Linked DNA regions of Homo sapiens: region 2 is linked to region 1. Evidence: read pairs that join two places in POLR2A ChIA-PET (ENCODE). Cell type or tissue: GM12878. All regions are shown on one strand. Each heading gives the region's core, and the rest is flanking DNA. Links, peaks and the distances in the headings are about the cores only.

What was found. ChIA-PET counts read pairs that join two places held together with the same protein. Peaks named below come from ENCODE experiments on the same cell type or tissue, not always from the same donor. Only the 100,000 strongest peaks of a DNase experiment are listed, where the experiment ranks them.
Region 2: POLR2A ChIA-PET joins it to region 1 with 5 read pairs; 1 of 35 experiments calls an interaction of 5 or more read pairs at or near these places.

What each region holds. Positions count from the first base shown.
Region 1 is chrX:129,771,453-129,774,740 of GRCh38, forward strand. No RefSeq gene overlaps it. Among named protein-coding and RNA genes, the nearest start is that of SASH3, 6.9 kb to the right of the region's middle. RefSeq lists an enhancer at 1,696-1,995. In GM12878, for the core only: a CTCF peak has its summit at 1,568 (motif pointing right); a DNase peak (open chromatin) is centred at 1,619; H3K27ac peaks cover 2,500 bases.
Region 2 is chrX:130,157,166-130,160,453 of GRCh38, forward strand. The region is part of intron 1 of AIFM1 (apoptosis inducing factor mitochondria associated 1); the gene reads right to left. It also overlaps a transcript of RAB33A not described here. Among named protein-coding and RNA genes, the nearest start is that of AIFM1, 7.0 kb to the right of the region's middle. In GM12878, for the core only: no CTCF peak of the experiment used is centred there; no DNase peak of the experiment used is centred there; H3K27ac peaks cover 473 bases.

The sequences.
Region 1 (3,288 bases), core at 344-2,843:
TATCCTTTCTGGAATCTCCCATGCTGCCTTCTTGGTGAGGTTACAGCGAGAGGCTCATGAGACCCGGATGTGGCAGCACTCTAAACCAGGAAGCCACACAGACAAGAAATGATATTGCTGTTATTTGCCCAGCACAAGTTCAATTCAGCTTCACCTTTGCAGGTAGGTAAGAAAAAGGTCTGGAACCCAAGTTTTATATATAAATAGCCAAAATTAGAAAGGCTCTAGAGCAAACATCTAATTTACGTCTTTCCAACTATGCTCCCGGGAGCCTGAGATGCCTCAGAAACACCACAGGGGCTGTCGAGGAAAACAGAGCTGCTGCACGAAGTAGCCCTGACGGGCTTCCCGTAAAATTGTACTTGAAGTAGTTGCAGGGCCAGCTTCACGGGTGTAGGACCTGTGCAGTCCCTCAAGACTTTGTGCTTACAAGGGCCCCATGCTTGGTTTAATGCTCGCCTGTCACTGTCTCAAAATTCTTGATAATTTTTAAGCAAGAGGCACCGGGCATTTTCATTTTGCACAAGGCCCGCAAAATTCAAGAGCCAATCCTGAATAGGAGCTCCATGACCAAACACACACACACACACACACACACACACACACACACACACACACACACAAAACCTGGTGCAGTCCTTTCAGTGTACAGATGGGAAAACTTCAACAGCAACCCAGGAAGAGGAAGGGACTTGTCCAAGGTCACACAGTCCAGTGGGGCCAGAGCAAGGACTAAATCCGCAGCATACTGACTCAGCTCCACAATGGCTCCGCTCTCGCTTTCAGTGTGTGCTTCTGTCACTCCCTTACTGCCTCTAATGACCCACTGAGGCCCAAGGAGACCTGTTGAAGGTCACACAGCTGTGACAACAATGGTGACGGCGGTGTTGAGCCACGTTCCTTCAAGCTTCAAATCTGAATAGAAAAGGGCATAGGTAAGATGATAGGTAGATAGGTACATACACAAATCATCTAAATAGCTCCTTTTGTTTTTTGTTTTTTTTTTTAGAGAGAGGGTCTTGCTCTGTCACCCAGGCTGGAGAGCAATGGCACCATCATAGCTCACCGTAACCTTGAAATCCTGGGCTCAAGTGCTTCTCCCGCCTCAGCCTCCTGATTAGCTAGGACTACAGGCATGCACCGCCATGCCCGATTAATTTTTTTTTTAATTTTTATTTTATAGAGATGATGTCTATGTTGCCTAGGCTGGTCTCAAATTTCTGGCCTCAAGCAATCCTCCTGCCTTGGCCTCCCAAAGTGCTGGGATTACAGGTGTGAGACAATAGTTCATTTTTTAAAATGATAACTAACTCAGCCTTTGCTGGTTTGCCAGTCAGCTGGTTCCAGCTGTGTGTGAGTTGGGACCTCAGAAGGGGCTGGGCTGGCTACTCTTCAGCCAGCTAAACCACGTCAGCAGTGAATTTTACCAACTCACTGGGTGCTTCCTCAAATCAGTGGTTGGGCACTCTTGGCACCAAAAAATATATATATATAGAAGTGCGAAAGATTCAGTAGCAACCGTTTCCTCCCTGTCCGTCCCTGCTCCTCATGGCTCGTCACAGCCAGGAGGGGGAGGTGCTCCCCAAACCCCAAGCCAGCTAGCCTTTGCCCAGAGGCCGGCCCATCTCTTCACTTCCTTGTTTCTTTGTGAAACAGGAACTGAGCAAGCAGCTTAAGTCGGGTAGGATGGGTGGTTGAGAAAGCCCCAGTGGTCCGTGGCAAGTCCACGAAGCTGAAAAGCTGGTTTCTCTCCCAGCGGGTCCCAGGCAGCTTCAGGCCCTCTTGTTTGTCACACCTCTTGTGTTCTAGAACAACTTGGGGTGAGGGATGCACTCTTGACAAGGTGGAGACATAGGATATGGGCCACAGGGTCACGTAGCAGAGATTCAGATGCGGACCTCAAGAGACATAGAAGCAGGTGCCAGGCCGGGCATGGTGGCTCACGCCTATAATCCCAGCTCTTTAGGAGGCCAAGGTGGGTGGATCACCTGAGGTCAGGGGTTCGAGACCAGCCTGGTTTGGCAACATGGTCGGCAACATGGTGAAACCCTGTCTCTACTAAAAATACAAAAAATTAGCTGGGTGTGGTGGCAGGCGCCTGTAATCCCAGCTACTCGGGAGGCTGAGACAGGAGAATCTGGGAGGCGAAGGCTGCAGTGAGCCGAGATCTTGCCACTGCACTCCAGCCTGGGCCACAGAGTGAGACTCTGTCTCAAAAAAAAAAAAAAGAAGAAGAAGAAGATTCCAAGGGGACACTAAGGGAGAAAGCGGCAGCTCCTAACGGTCACCAAGGCCTTCCTGGATTTAGCAAGGGGAGAAACTCCAGGTGGAGTCTGAAGTGAACTGATGTGGAGTCACTCACCAGGTACCCAGCACTTTCCACTAGCTGGGGCACTGGGCTGAGAGCACTCCCTCTATGCATGTCACCTGAGTAGTAACCCTAGTCACACACACCCACAAGAAAGGCCCACATTATCACTGTTACCATCTTCACTAAGGCTCATTGCAGGTGAGGTCACTTGCCCAAGGTTATGCAGCCAGTAGGTGACCATACAACAATCTGAATCCAATCAGGACAACCTGACTCCATTTCTGAGAGGTGTTCTGTTCCTCCTCTTCCCTGGAGCCCTGGACAATTGTCCCCATGGGGGAGGGGCCCACTGATCAGAGAGGTTTGTCCTTGTAACCTTGGGACAGAGATTTATGCAGAGTAGCCCAGCCCCTACTTGTCCCCCATAGAAAGTGCACCCCCCCACCAGTGAGTCATGAGTGTGTTTTAATCTGAGCACCAAAGTCCAGCCTCCTCTTCTGATGGTAATTGACAGAGCTACCAGCAGGTGTTTTTTGTTTTGTTTTGTTTTAAAACCAAGACCTTATCACGAGTTCAGAGTTCCAAAGATCACTGTCTTTCCCTCCCCTCCCATCAGCCCCTGCCACCAGATGCCCACTCTGTGTGTGTTGTATGTGGGCATGAGGAATGGGCGCAAGAGTCACCTGCCCTTGTCTCCTTGCTTTCCTCTGCCCGCCTTCTCCCTCCTGCAATTTTGCTCTTTCTGCCCTCCCTGCCTAAAATGACCACCATTAAATTTGCTAATGGGCCGGGCTACTAAAGTGGGCTTCACCTTGGAAATGTCCAGGTATTTTCAAGAAACTATGTGGCCTCTGCTTGGATATTTCTTTTTCTTTTCTTTTTTTCTTTCTTTTTTTTTTTTTGGTTGTTTTGTTTTGTTTTGTTTTGTTTTGTTTGAGACAGAGTTTCACTCTTGTTGCCCAGCCTGGAGTGCAGTG
Region 2 (3,288 bases), core at 418-2,917, 390 kb after region 1:
AAAAAATTTTGGACTATGAAATATTTTTTATAATGACAAAATGTGAAGTGTCCAGCAACTCCTTGACTCTTACTCCTCCAAAATAATACAAAGGTTATTTTGACGTAAAACTATGCAGAGCTATGTAATGATGTGATGATCATAACAGCACCTGTACATAGAAATATAAGAGTTCTGTAGATTTCTTTTTCTAGGGAGACGCTGACATTTTCAGATAAAGGAAGGTCTCAGTCTCTGATTATTCTGTGATTACTCCTCGTGTTTGTTGACTATCAACCTAGAGCAGCAAATTTTTTCTGCAAAGAACCAGATGGTAAATATTTTCAGCTTTCTGGGCCATTTGGTGTCTGCTGCAACTACTCAATTCCACTGATGCTGCATAAAAGCAGCCAAAGACAATACATAAATGAATGGATGTGGCCATGTTCCAATAAAACTTTATGGACACTGAAGTTTAAATTTTATATAATTTTCATGTGTCACGAAATTCTTTTTTTTTTCAGCCGTTTAAAAAATGTAGGTCAGGCGTGGTGGCTCACGCCTGTAATCCCAGCACTTTGGGAGGCCTAGGTGGGCAGATCACGAGGTCAAGAGATCGAGACCATCCTGGCCAACATGGTGAAACCCCGTTAAAAATTAGCTGGGCAGGTGTGGTGGGGCATGCTTGTAGTCCCAGCTACTCGGGAGGCTGAGGCAGGAGAATCGCTTGAACCCGGGAGGCGGAGGTTGCAGTGAGCCGAGATCGCACCACTGCACTCCAGCCTGGCAACAGAGTGAGACTCCGTCTCAAAAAAAAAAAAAAAGAAAAGAAAAAAGACCAGGTGCAGTGGCTCACGCCTGTAATCCCAGCACTTTGGAAGGCCGAGGAGGGTGAATCACCTGAGGTTGGGAGTTAGAGACCAGCCTGACCAACATGGAGAAACCCTGTTTCTACTAAAAATACAAAAAATTAGCCGGGCGTGGTGGCTTATGCCTATAATCCCAGCTACTCGGGAGGCTGAGGCAGGAGAATAGCTTGAACCCAGGAGGCGGAGGTTGCAGTGAGCCGAGATTGTGCCATCGCACTCCAGACTGGGCAACGAGAGCGAAACTCCATTTCAAAGAAAAAAAAAGAGAAAAAGAAAAAAGAAAAAAAATGCAAAACCCACTCATGGCTCCTGGGGCATACAAAAGCAGGTGACTGACTGGCTTTGGCCTGTGGCTGTAGTTGGCAGACCCCGATCTAGAGCAGTGGTTTTCAAACTTGAGAGTGTATCCCAATGCCCTGAAGGTTTTATAAAACAAAGCTGGCCAGGCCCCAGGCCCAGAGGTTCTGATTCAATAGATCTGGGATGGGGCTCAAGAATGTGCATTTCTAACAAGTTCCCAGGGGATGCTGCTGTTGCTGCTGCTGCTGTTAGGGTGGGGACCACACATTGAGAACCATCTGTCTAGAGCAGGTATATCCTATCTTTTGGCTTCCCCGAGCCACATGGGAAGAAGAAGAATTGTCCTGGGCCACATATAAAATACACTAACACTAACCATAGCTGATGAGCTAAAAAAAAAAAAAAAAAAAAAAAAAAAATCGCAAAAAAATCTCATAATGTTTTAAGAAAGTTTACAAATTTGTGTTGGGCTGCAGGTTGGACAAGCTTAGTCTAGAGGCTGATACTTATGTCCCTGTCCTGTCTAGGCTTTAAAAGACAAACAGAATGGACACTGGTAGTAGCATCCCATGTATACTTGCAGAGATTAGAGAAGGAATTTCCCCCTTGCTTTCATAACGTTAGGCCACAGACGGGTAAAAACAAGCCCAATGTGGATCTGTGGTCTCTCATCTGAAATCCTGGGGACCATGTATAATTTGGAACTTTGAATTATCTGGTCTTAAGTATATGGGGCATATACCACATAGTGACACCTAGCAAGGTAAAGGGCAGCAATTCATAGTTAAACATATTAATATGACCAATCACGCTAAGTGATATTTTAAAAAGATTATAAAGTAGCCTCTCTCCAGTTCAGGTCAGGTTTTACTGGCAAATGAGTTATGAAAACTTGATAGTCTTAAATTTTGGTCATTCTACAATTTCAATTTCTGAATTACAGATAAGAGACTTTAGATCTACACTCTTAGAAAAGGAAATGTATTTTTCTTTACTGTTCTTCTTACCTGCTTTTAGAACTCTTCATCACCACATGAAATAAAATGGTTGAGATTTGGAAATAATGACAAATCATGAAAATAAAAACGTGAGCGGGGCAGAAACTTATCTCAATCTGGGCAAGCTTTTGATTTTCAGAAGCTTACAAAAATAATGAACCATCAGAAGTAGAAAGTGGTAACTCTCAGAGCTTAGAAAATGAAACTGGTTAGGAAAAGTTCCATGTGATTTAGTTCAATGAATTTAGTTTGTCCTCCACCTCTACCCCTGGTTCATTTACTAAAAATAAATTTTTTTTGTTTTTGTTTTTCTTTTTTTTAATTCTGTTTATTCCTCCAGAAGACCCTAAATACAGACATTATAACAAATTTGTTTTAATATCATACTCATGTTTATTCTCCTTCTGCTTGCTTTTCACAAACTGATAATACTAACAGTGTAGATTTAGGAAAGTTCAGCAGCTTTTGTCTCAATTTGCCAAAAAAAAAAGAAAAAAGCATTTAAAAGTAAATGGACTTTTTTTTTTTGAGACAGGGTCTCACTCTGTCCCCAAGCTGGAGTGCAGTGGCACAATCTCGGCTCACTGCAACCTATGCTTCCTGGGCTCAAGCCATTCACCAGCCTCAGCCTCCTGTGTAGCTGGGACTACAGGCGTGAGCCACCAACGCCCAGCTAATTTTTCTATTTTTTGTAGATACGAGGTTTCACCATGTTGTCCAGGCTGGAAAAGTAAATTGACTTTAAAAAAAAGTAAACTGGTTAATATTTAAACTACTGCTTGAAAAGAAATGTAATACACTACTCTCATTAATAAACCAACTTTTAAAACTTTTTATATACCTACAAAGTGACTTTAATTTTGTAAAATGTACTAAGTATTGTTTGCTTACATTCCCCCTCCCCACATTTTCTTTTCCCTATGAAATTCCTCCCAAACCTTTCTCCCCATAGCTTCAAAATTTTAGGAAATATTACATCGTGACTGAAACATGCCTTTTCACTTGTCTTACTAACATGGAAAAGCCAACTTACTCCTTGACTTTTCATCATGGCAGCAGTTTACTTATTTTAGGTTTTCTGCAGTCAGACCACACATACAATGCAATTTCTTCCTCACACTTAGGATTTCATTCTTAAGAAG